2 separate regions of the Homo sapiens genome follow, and region 2 is linked to region 1. A link is a contact called in ENCODE Hi-C data. All regions are on one chromosome and are shown on one strand. The core of a region is the stretch at or near the end of the contact, and the rest is flanking DNA. Distances in the headings are between cores, read along the strand shown. Region 1 has its middle 31 kb from the start of LINC02881. Region 2 holds the start of CXCL12 (C-X-C motif chemokine ligand 12).

Evidence for each region. Hi-C counts contacts between places; a loop is a spot of excess contacts on that map. Pooled maps may share reads with other maps.
Region 2: a loop to region 1 is called in a map of GM12878, with 4 times the contacts of the local background. The contact joins the promoter of CXCL12 here to the enhancer-like site in region 1. A Hi-C loop is called at or near these places in 1 of 168 maps with a recorded cell type or tissue (GM12878), 1 of 37 single-sample maps with no recorded cell type and 3 of 50 pooled maps.

Annotation. Positions count from the first base shown.
Region 1 is chr10:44,259,137-44,264,053 of GRCh38, reverse strand. No RefSeq gene overlaps it. Among named protein-coding and RNA genes, the nearest start is that of LINC02881, 31 kb to the left of the region's middle. RefSeq lists enhancers at 1,849-1,978, 2,079-2,158, 3,169-3,228, 1,217-3,401. Within about 2 kb of position 2,243, at least 6 of the 41 ENCODE cell types and tissues checked have a DNase peak (open chromatin) inside an H3K27ac peak, as active enhancers do; they include GM12878, where a contact is called at or near this core.
Region 2 is chr10:44,383,211-44,388,127 of GRCh38, reverse strand. It overlaps CXCL12 (C-X-C motif chemokine ligand 12), which reads left to right and starts at 3,031. Exons shown (of 3, transcript NM_199168.4): 1 at 3,031-3,183. The coding sequence starts at 3,123. RefSeq lists a silencer at 1,293-1,502 and enhancers at 3,396-4,087, 4,088-4,781, 4,782-4,917.

The DNA.
Region 1 (4,917 bases), core at 994-3,493:
ATCCAAGAGCCAAGAACTGTTTTATGGCTCAGAAGTGGAATGTAGCTTTGGTGACAGTGAGCTTTTCCTGTTAAAAGTGTCCCAAAAGATTTGCCTGTGGGTTGTCATCTGAACTCCACCCATGTCCTCCTCCCCCACCCCATCTGGAAGATGCTTACTAATGCATCCCAAATTTAGCACTCCTGCAAGGCTCAGACTGGGGCTGATTAATGCATCATAACTTTCAAATTAAAGGCAGAAATGCTCCATCTTCCTCCTGTATCTACACAATTACTCTGTAGATTGCTTGCAAGGGGACATCAAAAGGGGAAAAAAAAGCACCAACCTACGACATTGTAGTTGGGATTGTCACTTCCTAAAATAAAATGCTCATTTGCCTTACGTAAGTCCATTATCACCCTGTGCAAATTCACTCTAGATGTTAGAATGATTAGCCATTGTTCATCTCCACATTGGGTGTATTAACACGGTCCCACTACACGCACTGTCCAGACTGTGTTGGTTTAAAGGAAGTCCACAAGTTCTTGAACACGCTCTTCAATAGGCAGACCCCTTCCCTGACATGTGGGTGGCCTTAGTGACTAACTTCTGACAAACAGAGAAAAGGCAGAAGTGATGGGGTGCAACTTCAGGGAATGAGTGTATTCATTTTCTGTTGCTGCATGATGAATTACCAGGAACTTATTCTAAACTTCGCAAATGTATTATATCACAGTTCTCTAGATCACAGGTGCCGTATGGGTGGTCTTCTGCTCAGGGTCCTACAAGGCTGAAATCAAAGTGCTGGCCAGGACTGAGATCTCAGCTGAGGTCTGGGGCCCTCTGCCAAGCTTAACAGGGGCTAGGAACACTCTCAGCTCCTAGAGGCTGCTCTTGGGGTCTTGGCACCTGGAACCCTCCATAATATGACCCTTCGCTTCTTCAAGGTCAGCAGGAACTTCCTTGGCTTCAAATCCTTCTGATCCATTTTAAAGGATCCCCTGATTAGATCAGGCCCACCTAGGATAATACTTCTGATTAACCCAATGTCTACTGATCACGGATCTTGATTGTAATATTCCTTCTGCTGTATAATGTAACATAATCATGGGGGTGAGATCGCACCATTTGTGTAAGTCCAGCTCACACTCAAGGGAAGGGGATTGCACAGGGTGTGTACGCCAGGGGATGGAATGTAGGGAACCATCTCAGAAGTCATCAGGATCTCCTGCTCTGGAGAAAGCCAGCTGCCATAAAGTGAGGACACTCAAGCAGCCCTGTGGAGAAGTCTACATGGATGGAAGGAGGTCTCCTATTAGCAGTCATCCAGAACCCAAGGCCTCCAGCCAACAGCCATGAGGGAAGCCATCCTGAGAGCAGGTCCTCCAGCCCCAGTTGAGCCTGCAGATGATCCAGCCCCAGCCGACGTCCTCACTGCAACCTCTTGAGAAACCAGAGCCACAACCACCCAAGTGAGCTGCTCCCAGATTCCTGATCCTCAAAGCCTGTGTGAGATAATCAATTTTTTCTGTTTGGAGATGCTATTTTCTAAGGCAACTGGTTGCACAACAATAAATAACTAATACACAGCCTTTATTCACTAAAAGAGTAATTAATAACCATGGGAAAAAGGTGCATCGAAACATGAGAAGAGAAATCCCAGCAAAGGTGCCTTCTTCCCCTCTCTATCTTCACAGGCAGAGCTCAACTCTGGGCCTTGTCACACCCCCAGTTATGCTGTGGTCACCACTGGATCCCTTCCACCTCTGTAAGGGCGCTGAGCCATCCTCCCAAACCTCCAGTCTCAACCCAGTGCCCTGCTGCTTCATCCCAAGTTTCTCCCCAGTGTTTTCCCTGGTTCAGACTCATAACTCATTCTACTCCAAGTGCCAAGCTCTCCAGCCTGAATGCCCTTCTCTGGACTCATTGCTTTTCTTGCAGTGGCCTTGTCCCTGCTTGTGCCTTCAAGCTGGGCTGTGAGCTGGGGCTGGCTTGAAGGCCACTCTCAGCCTCCAAGGGGGTGCAGCTGGGGCTTCTCGGCCCTGGGCTTAAGGCCATGGCTACAGTCAAGCCATTTCCCAGTAGGAAGTAAAGCACTTAAATCTGGGTTGTTTTCTTCTCAAGCTGTAAACTCAGCACTAGATGACAAATCGCAGCACCCCCACATCCTGCCTGCCTGGCCTCCCACGCCTCACTCACGTGGCAATCTCCAGATAGTGATGGGGATTCCCGAGGGCATGCAGGGGCCAGATGCCCACTTGTGCCCTGTGCCTGGGTGAGTGAGGTGTGCAAGGTGGGCCTCTGTTCTGCTGCCAGCCCAGCCAATGATGGCAAGGACAGAGGGTTCAAAGCTCTGACCCCCATTGTAAACAGGGGGCAGAGGAGCCGCCCACCTGAGCAGCATCAGATCCATGCAAAGTGCCAGGTGGAGGTGAAACACAGCCAGCGACACGACTGTTGGTATTTCGGGTCAACTCACCTTGAGCTGGAGGGAGCAGTCAGCCTCCAAGAAGGCACGACGTGACACAGTCCAGACCCCTTGCCCGCCTCTGCTGGCCGTGAGTAATTGGCACTAAACACGGGATGCGTCTGGGTTTAATCTAATCTGAGCTCAATTACTTGACTCCGCTGATGGAAACCCGCCCAGGCTCCAGTGCTTCAGTGAAGAGGGCGCTGAGGTCGCCTGCTCACTGCAGCCTGGGGTCCTGTTCCTTCTGCTGGTGCAGGTGTGCAGCTCTGATACGCAGCGCCTGATGGGACTGCAGGGACAACTCCAAGAGCAGGGTTCTCTAGCTCACTAGGCTTCTGCACTCATTGTTCACCTGAACCCAGGGCACACGTGGGTGTGGGAGGGATGCAGGGGAGACCATGTCCTCAAGGTTTGGTGCCAAGATGGGGGCCCCAAGGCACACACACCTTGGTTGGTCCCTCCCTCATCACTGCTATGGAACAGGGCTTAGCCCACGCACCGGGAGAGGCTCCCATAGAAGCCCTGGGAGAGACCCAAGTCCTGGGAGAGACCCAAGTCCTGGCTCTGAGCCACCCTCTGCTCCCCACTTTCCTTCCCATCTGCGTTTGATTTTCTGAGGCCAGCCTGTATCTCACAGTGGGAGCCATTCCTCTCACTGTACACAGACGCCCTGGGCCTGGCTGGGGAGTCCCTAATCCCACCCCATGAGCCTCTTTCTGCCTTGTCAGGCCCACTTCTAGCCCATGCTGTTGAGGCATCTCTGCTCCATCCAGTCCGCCCTGCACTCAGCAGCTCTTGGTGTGGAACCCATCCAAGTGCGCCCCGGGGCTGTTTGGATGTGTGGGTTCCCGAGTCGGCCTGCCCTCAGCACCCAGCTGCACAGGCTTGGTGGTGGCGGCAGGGTGAGAGCCCTCCCCACTGGGTCTCCTCTGTATCTATGGGAATGGGCTGCGGCTGCCTACAGAGGAGCTCAGCCCATCCCCATCTCAGGGCTCAGGCTGGGTCTGCGGGGCGCAGGCAGGAGAGTATAGGCCAGGGCTTTCCAGCAGGAGGTGAGAAACTCCCACAAGGACACGCTCTGCTGCTTCTGGGCCAAATAGGCACATCTGGGGAGGAATGGGCCTGCTCGCTGGGAATTCCCCCTGAATTCCCTCCGGATGTCACACCTCTGCTCCCCCTGACCCGAGGTTGCCCCCAACACCTCCACTCTGATTTGGAGATTTAAAAGGATGTGCAGTGAAAGGATGATAAAATCCTCTATCTTATTTATTTTTCTCTCAAATTTCTAACTTGATGGCTAGTAAGTTGTCAGTGAGAGAAAGAGAAAATGTATGGTAGACATAATTTTGAATAACAAGTTGAAGCAATTGGGAGCCATCACTGTCATTTGGGACAGCCTTAAGCTCTCTCAATTAGCTGTGTAATTTGGGATAATTTACTCAACCTCTCTGTTCCTCAGTTTCCTCATCAGCAAAATGTGGAGATAACAGCGCCTACCTAATTGGGATGCTGTGAGGATTGAGAGAATACACAGAAACAGCTTAGAACACTACCTCAATTGTTCTACACACACCTGAGTTGGCAAGTGTGTGAAGTAACCTCCTCCGAGTCCTGGACTGTGGACAGTGATGCCACCTTTTGGCACAACTCCCCTAGAATTTAAGGAGACCAAGACATTGTGAAAACCAAGTGTCTCCCACCTTGCCAGGACCTATAAAGTCAAGGGCGGTGCTGGCATATTTTGTTCCTGTGACAGGGGCTGATGAGGTCACTGTGGGAATCACAGCAAGTCCAAGTCCATGAGGCTTAGGGAGAAGGCTGTGCATCACCCTCATGGGCCGGGAGCTCCAGGAACAGCTTTCCCAGATTTACGCTGAGGGAGTCCTGAATCCAGGAAGGAGGTTCCATGGCCACCTGGCACCATGTGTCAATCTCCCAGGTCTGTGAGTACTCTGGTCTCAGCCAGCTGAGGAAGCCGTGGGTCAACATGAAAATGCACACCCAGGAAGCCATCTGCCCCAAGGAGTGAGTAGCTGCTGGACTAGTCCTCTCCTACACATGGCTGATACCAGGTGATCTGTGAATCTGGCGTCACATGCTCCCTCAATCCCGGAGCCATCCTGTGAAAGAAATGGGCCAAGGTTCAAAGGCCATCTACAGAGAGGACCTCCCCCTGGGCCCCAGGAGCCCTGTGCTCTCTGGCAGGCACAACCTAGTACTCATTTCAAAGGTGTGGAAACAGTCTGGGAAGTTATGTGACTTTTCATCCCCATGAGCGGGGGATCTGTTGACAAACCTGTTTTTCCTCTCATCTGTGCTCTCTTTGTTGGTTGATGTCGAGGGGCAGGGTGACTCTTTGGTCCCCTTCCCCCATTCCAAAGATCCCCTGCAGGAAGAGGAGAGGAAACAGCATATGCTGTCTCAGTGCAGGCTGCTATTACAAAACTATCATAGACTGGGAGGCTTAA
Region 2 (4,917 bases), core at 1,782-4,281, 120 kb before region 1:
TGCCCTGCCTTTAACTCAGCAGCCAGACCCCTGCCTCCCACCTTGAACTGTGCTTAACAAGGCATCCCTGAGGAGCCGCTGTGCCCTGCATTACCTGGTAGAGCGGCACAGAGTCTGAAGACTTCAGGAGAAGGTGGGGCTCTATGGGGAGTAAGAGTCCCCAGGCAGAGAAAGAAAGGTGGAGCCTTTTGAGCATAAGCATAAGCAAAGGACACAGGGAAAGGGGTGGGGAACTTCGCTGACCCGAATTTGAGAGGTACCCCTGTGGCCGAGTGAGCTGGAGACATGTCAAAATGGCCTGGTCTGATGGCCGCCTGCCTGTGCAGGCGGTGCGGAGGCCCCCAGAGTGTACAGGGTTTTATTTTATTTTATTTACATATTTACATATTTATTTATTTATTTACATATTTGTTTATTTATTTATTTTTGAGACGGAGTCTCGCTTTGTCACCCAGGCTGGAGTGCAGTGGCGCCATCTCGGCTCACTGCAAGCTCCGCCTCCCGGGTTCACGCCATTTTCCTGCCTCAGCCTCCCGAGTAGCTGGGACTACAGGCGCCCGCCACCACGGCCGGCTAATTTTTTTGTATTTTTAGTAGAGACGGGGTTTCACCGTGTTAGCCAGGATGGTCTCGAACTCCTGACCTCGTGATCCGCCCGCCTCGGCCTTCCAAAGTGCTGGGATTACAGGCATGAGCCACCGTGCCCGGCCAGGGTTTTAAATTTCAATCGCCAATTGTAAAATTGTGAGGCTTGTACCTAAAATATGGATCCTTGGCCACCCTATTTAAAATCCTAACTCCCACCCCACTTTCCTCTGCTCCATCTTCCCCTAGCATTTAATGGCCTTCTAAGTATTTTATGCGTAATTACTTATGCTTAGCGCCATGTGCTTCTAAACGTTTAGTGCCTTTTCTAAACTACTTCAAACATGTAGCCCAGGTCTAGCACATAGTGGGTGCTCAGTAAGTATTTAACGAACGACTAGCGGAAGGGATGGCCCCATGGGTGCCACAGTAGCTTCTGTTCTGGGGCCTCAGGGCGCCTGCGGGAGGGGCAGCGGCCAGGCCTGAATCCCTGGTTCGCCCTCGACTCAGCCCACGCGGGCCTTTCAGGCTTCTGGGACAGATCCTAGGTCCAGCTGCCCACCTGATTTTGTGGCAAAGAAAAAAAGAAGAAGAAGAAGCGAGAGGCGATGGCGTTTGCTTTGGCCAGATTTAAGGGCAAGCGAGGCTGCGCGCGGCTCCCGCAGGGTCGGATCTCCGAGCTCCAGGGCGCCCCTCCACCCGGGTGTAGATTTCCCGCGGACCCCTTCGCCCTCCCGGGTTTCATCAGCTGCGCAGGAATGGAGCTGGCCAGAGCTCTGGGAGCGGGGAGGGAGGCGCCGCCACCAGAGGGCGCCGGAGCCCCAGCGCTGCGGCCGGTGAGCGGCCAGGCTCCCCGGCCCAGCCCAGCAAAGGCCTGGGGACGCCCGACGGCTGCCTTCTTCACTGGACCTCACTGCCTTCAGTTCTTTAAGAGCAGGGCCAAGTCAGTGGGGTTCCCGGCTCCAAGCCCAGTGCCCAGGGTGGGTGGGTGGGTGGGTGGGTGGGTGGATGGATGGATGGATGGATGGATGGAGTGCCGGCCCACAGCCATCTAACGGCCAAAGTGGTTTTGGAAAAAAAATGCACAGAAGACACCTACTCCCACCAGCGGAGTTCCGGAGCCCTCGCAGCCTCCTGTTGACCGCTCCCGCCTAATGCAGCCGCTGACCGCCCACTCCCCGACGGCCAGGACTCCCCAGGGACAGGGACGTGTCCCCAGGGCAGGCCCCTGGATGGACGCGGCGACTGACCCCACTTCGCTGGACGCTGTGCTGGGAAGGACACAGAGAGGTGGCTGGGGCAGCCTGCGGTCACAAAGCGAGGCCCAAAGGGGCGCTCTCCTCACCCCCACGTCTCCTGGGTGCCGACCTGCACCCTCCCTTCGCCACCGGACTGGGGCCATCTGGGATGTCTCGGGGGTATCCGGAGGGCTAAGCACCGCCGAGGGACGGCTCCGTGGGAAGAGTTTTCTGGACCCAGAAGGCAGACGCCAGTAGTACTGTCCTAGGAGTCGGAGGTCGGGGTGGGGGAGTTCTCAGCTCTTTGGGTCGCACGGAGCTTTTCTTGGGTAAGGCAGTAAGTACTTAGGTTTAAAGGACTTACTTACAGCTACCATTTATTGAGTACTGTCTGCTTGTCAGACACGATGCAGAGAATTTCGCGGCGTGGGGCGGGTCTCATTGAATCTCCCGTCCCACTCCGCGGGGTGGGCCTGTGATTAGCTCATTTCACCATTGAGAGGTCGGAAGTACAAAGGCTACATTCGCTTTTACTGAGAGCCGCCGGCGCCTTCTGCTTTGTTTGTACAGGCGAGGAAACTGAGGCTCGGCTGGTGGCGCCGTGGGCTTGGAGTCCGAGCCACGCTGACTGCAAAGACGGGTCTCATTCCCGCAGATCGAGCTCTGCCGGCGGCTGCGCCGCAAGCCGGGCAGGTGGCGAGCTTGAGCCCCCACGCACAGAAAGCAGGACCCCCTCGGCTGCCTTGGGCCGCCACCGCCAGCAGGCCCTCCGCCCGGGACTAACTTGTTTGCTTTTCATTGGTTCTCATTCAGTTCCCGCCATCGAAAGGCCCCGTCCCGCAGCTTTCCACGCGCGCCCCACTTTACGCCTAAGGTCCTCAGTCTCTCCAGTGGGGCCCTGTCACAGGGACAATAAGCGGCCCTCCAGCCGGCGTCGCTCAGGCTGCGGACCTCACTGCAGACCGGGCCAGCGGTGCGGGGCCCAGCGGAGCCTGAGAAGGTCAAAGGCCGGAGCGCACTGCGCCTCGGGAGCACAGAGGGAGCGGAGGAGGGGCGAAGGGGATGGGTGGGGGGTGCCGCCGAGGGAGTCGCGCGTCAGAGACCCCGGCCACGGCCAGCACTCGGCTCCGGGCCCGCCCCTCACCGCGCGCCCCGCCCCGCCCCGCCTGGCTCTCCCCTCTAAAGCGCCCGGCGCGCGCCTCCCACCGCCGCACTTTCACTCTCCGTCAGCCGCATTGCCCGCTCGGCGTCCGGCCCCCGACCCGCGCTCGTCCGCCCGCCCGCCCGCCCGCCCGCGCCATGAACGCCAAGGTCGTGGTCGTGCTGGTCCTCGTGCTGACCGCGCTCTGCCTCAGCGACGGTAAGTGCGCTCGGCGGGGAGGCCCTGGCGAGGCTCTGGGCTTCGGCTCCCGCCCGGCGCAGAGCCGCGGCTCCTCTGCCTGCGCCCGCAGTTTGCGCCGCCCGACACAGTGGGGGTGGAGGCAGCTCGCTTAGCTGGGCGCTCTGGTGCGGTGTCGCGTTCAAAGCCCTACTTTTGCGCCGAGGGTTTGTGACCTGCAGAGAGCGACCGCCTGACCTCAAGCTGGCTGCAGAGCGAGGTCAGCCGGGACAACTGGGCAGGAACGCCCCAAGAGAGCGTTCGGGACTGGCGCGGGAAGGCGCGAGGGTGGGGAGCCGCGGACCCCAGACCCCTGCCTGCCCACCCTCCACCCACTGCCTTCCCGCTGCGGGCTCGGTTTCCACAGGCGAATGGGCTCCGAGGTCCTGCTGCGCACAGTGCTGGAGGTCGGGCGGTGCATGGCGAGAGCGCGCTTTGCAAAGTTCGCCTCATGCCGCGACTTGAGGCTGTGAGGTCCGATGCAGCCGCGCAGCCTCCGCTCCCTGCGAAGCCGATCCTCTCCCCACACCCTCGCGGGGCTCTTGGCCAGGCGCGGGCGGGCTGCGCGGCGCAGCTGTCGGGCTTGTGCCACCCGCCAGGCCGCGCTTCTGCACAGCTCCGCGGTCCGCAGCGACGCGGACCTGGGCGCGCGTCCAGCCGCTGTCTTCCTGTCTCTTCTCGGGTTCACCTGAGAGAGGCCCAGGGACCCTCCGAGCCTCACACGCCCCCTCCCCAGCTCCCCAAACACACCTGCAGACAGGCTCTTTTGTCACCAGCTGGCCAAGCGCTTTGCCCCAGAATGAGAGCTGCAGCAAAGTTCAATCTCCAAGGCCCTGGGCCACTGGGAACCGTGGTGTCCCGTTTCACTGGGAGAGGGCTTTTTTCTTTTCTTTCGCTGAAGAGAAACTCGCTGCGCTGTCACAGGACACCGATGCAAACCAAAATAAACTGTTGCCTCTGAACACACAAAACAAAACCCTGTGGCTCAGGCCGCTGAGCTTCCTTGGCTGTGAAGTTTCCTGCAAAGAGTTGAAGGACACTCTGAGTGCTCTTGCAGCCGCGGGCTGTGCAGGCCCAGCGCGCCTCGAGCCCTTGGCTGGGTTGGTGCAGACGTGGCCCCGGCGTCCTAGCTGGCTTGGACTGTGCGCTGGTGTGAGCAGGACCAGCGCAGCTGAGTCGGGCTGGAGAAGCTGGGCAGCCTGGGGTCGTGGCGGACTGCCTAAGTGTTAAGGACACAGACTGAAGGCAATTGGGAATGTTCGTCGTTGATGAAAAGTCCCTGAGGCTGTGTCTGCACACTGACCCCCCCCCCCCCCCGCAAGTCATGGGGCATGTTTCTAGTTTTTATTGCTGGATATTCTTCTGTTCCTGTAAGGTCTCTGGTTTGGGCAGTTATTGACTGATTGGTGGGATGAGCGCGGAGGTGTCACAGTGCGCCGCTCTGGGAAATGGTGCTGCCCCCTCCCCGGAGGGCTGGAGAGAGGATTGGAATGAGGAACCTCGGTCTTTGAGTTATGGGTGCAACTGACCTGGGGGAAGCACAGAGACGTGGGGTTCATCCCAGACTCCTCCTGGCCTGGGAAGGGTGACATGGCCCTCAGAGTTGCCCCATTGGCAGCCAAGTAACCAGGGCAGGAGCCTGGGCTCCAGGCAGATCTGCTCCTTACACACATCGCCAGAATGTTTTGTTTTGTTTTGTTTTCCCCTCACCTCACA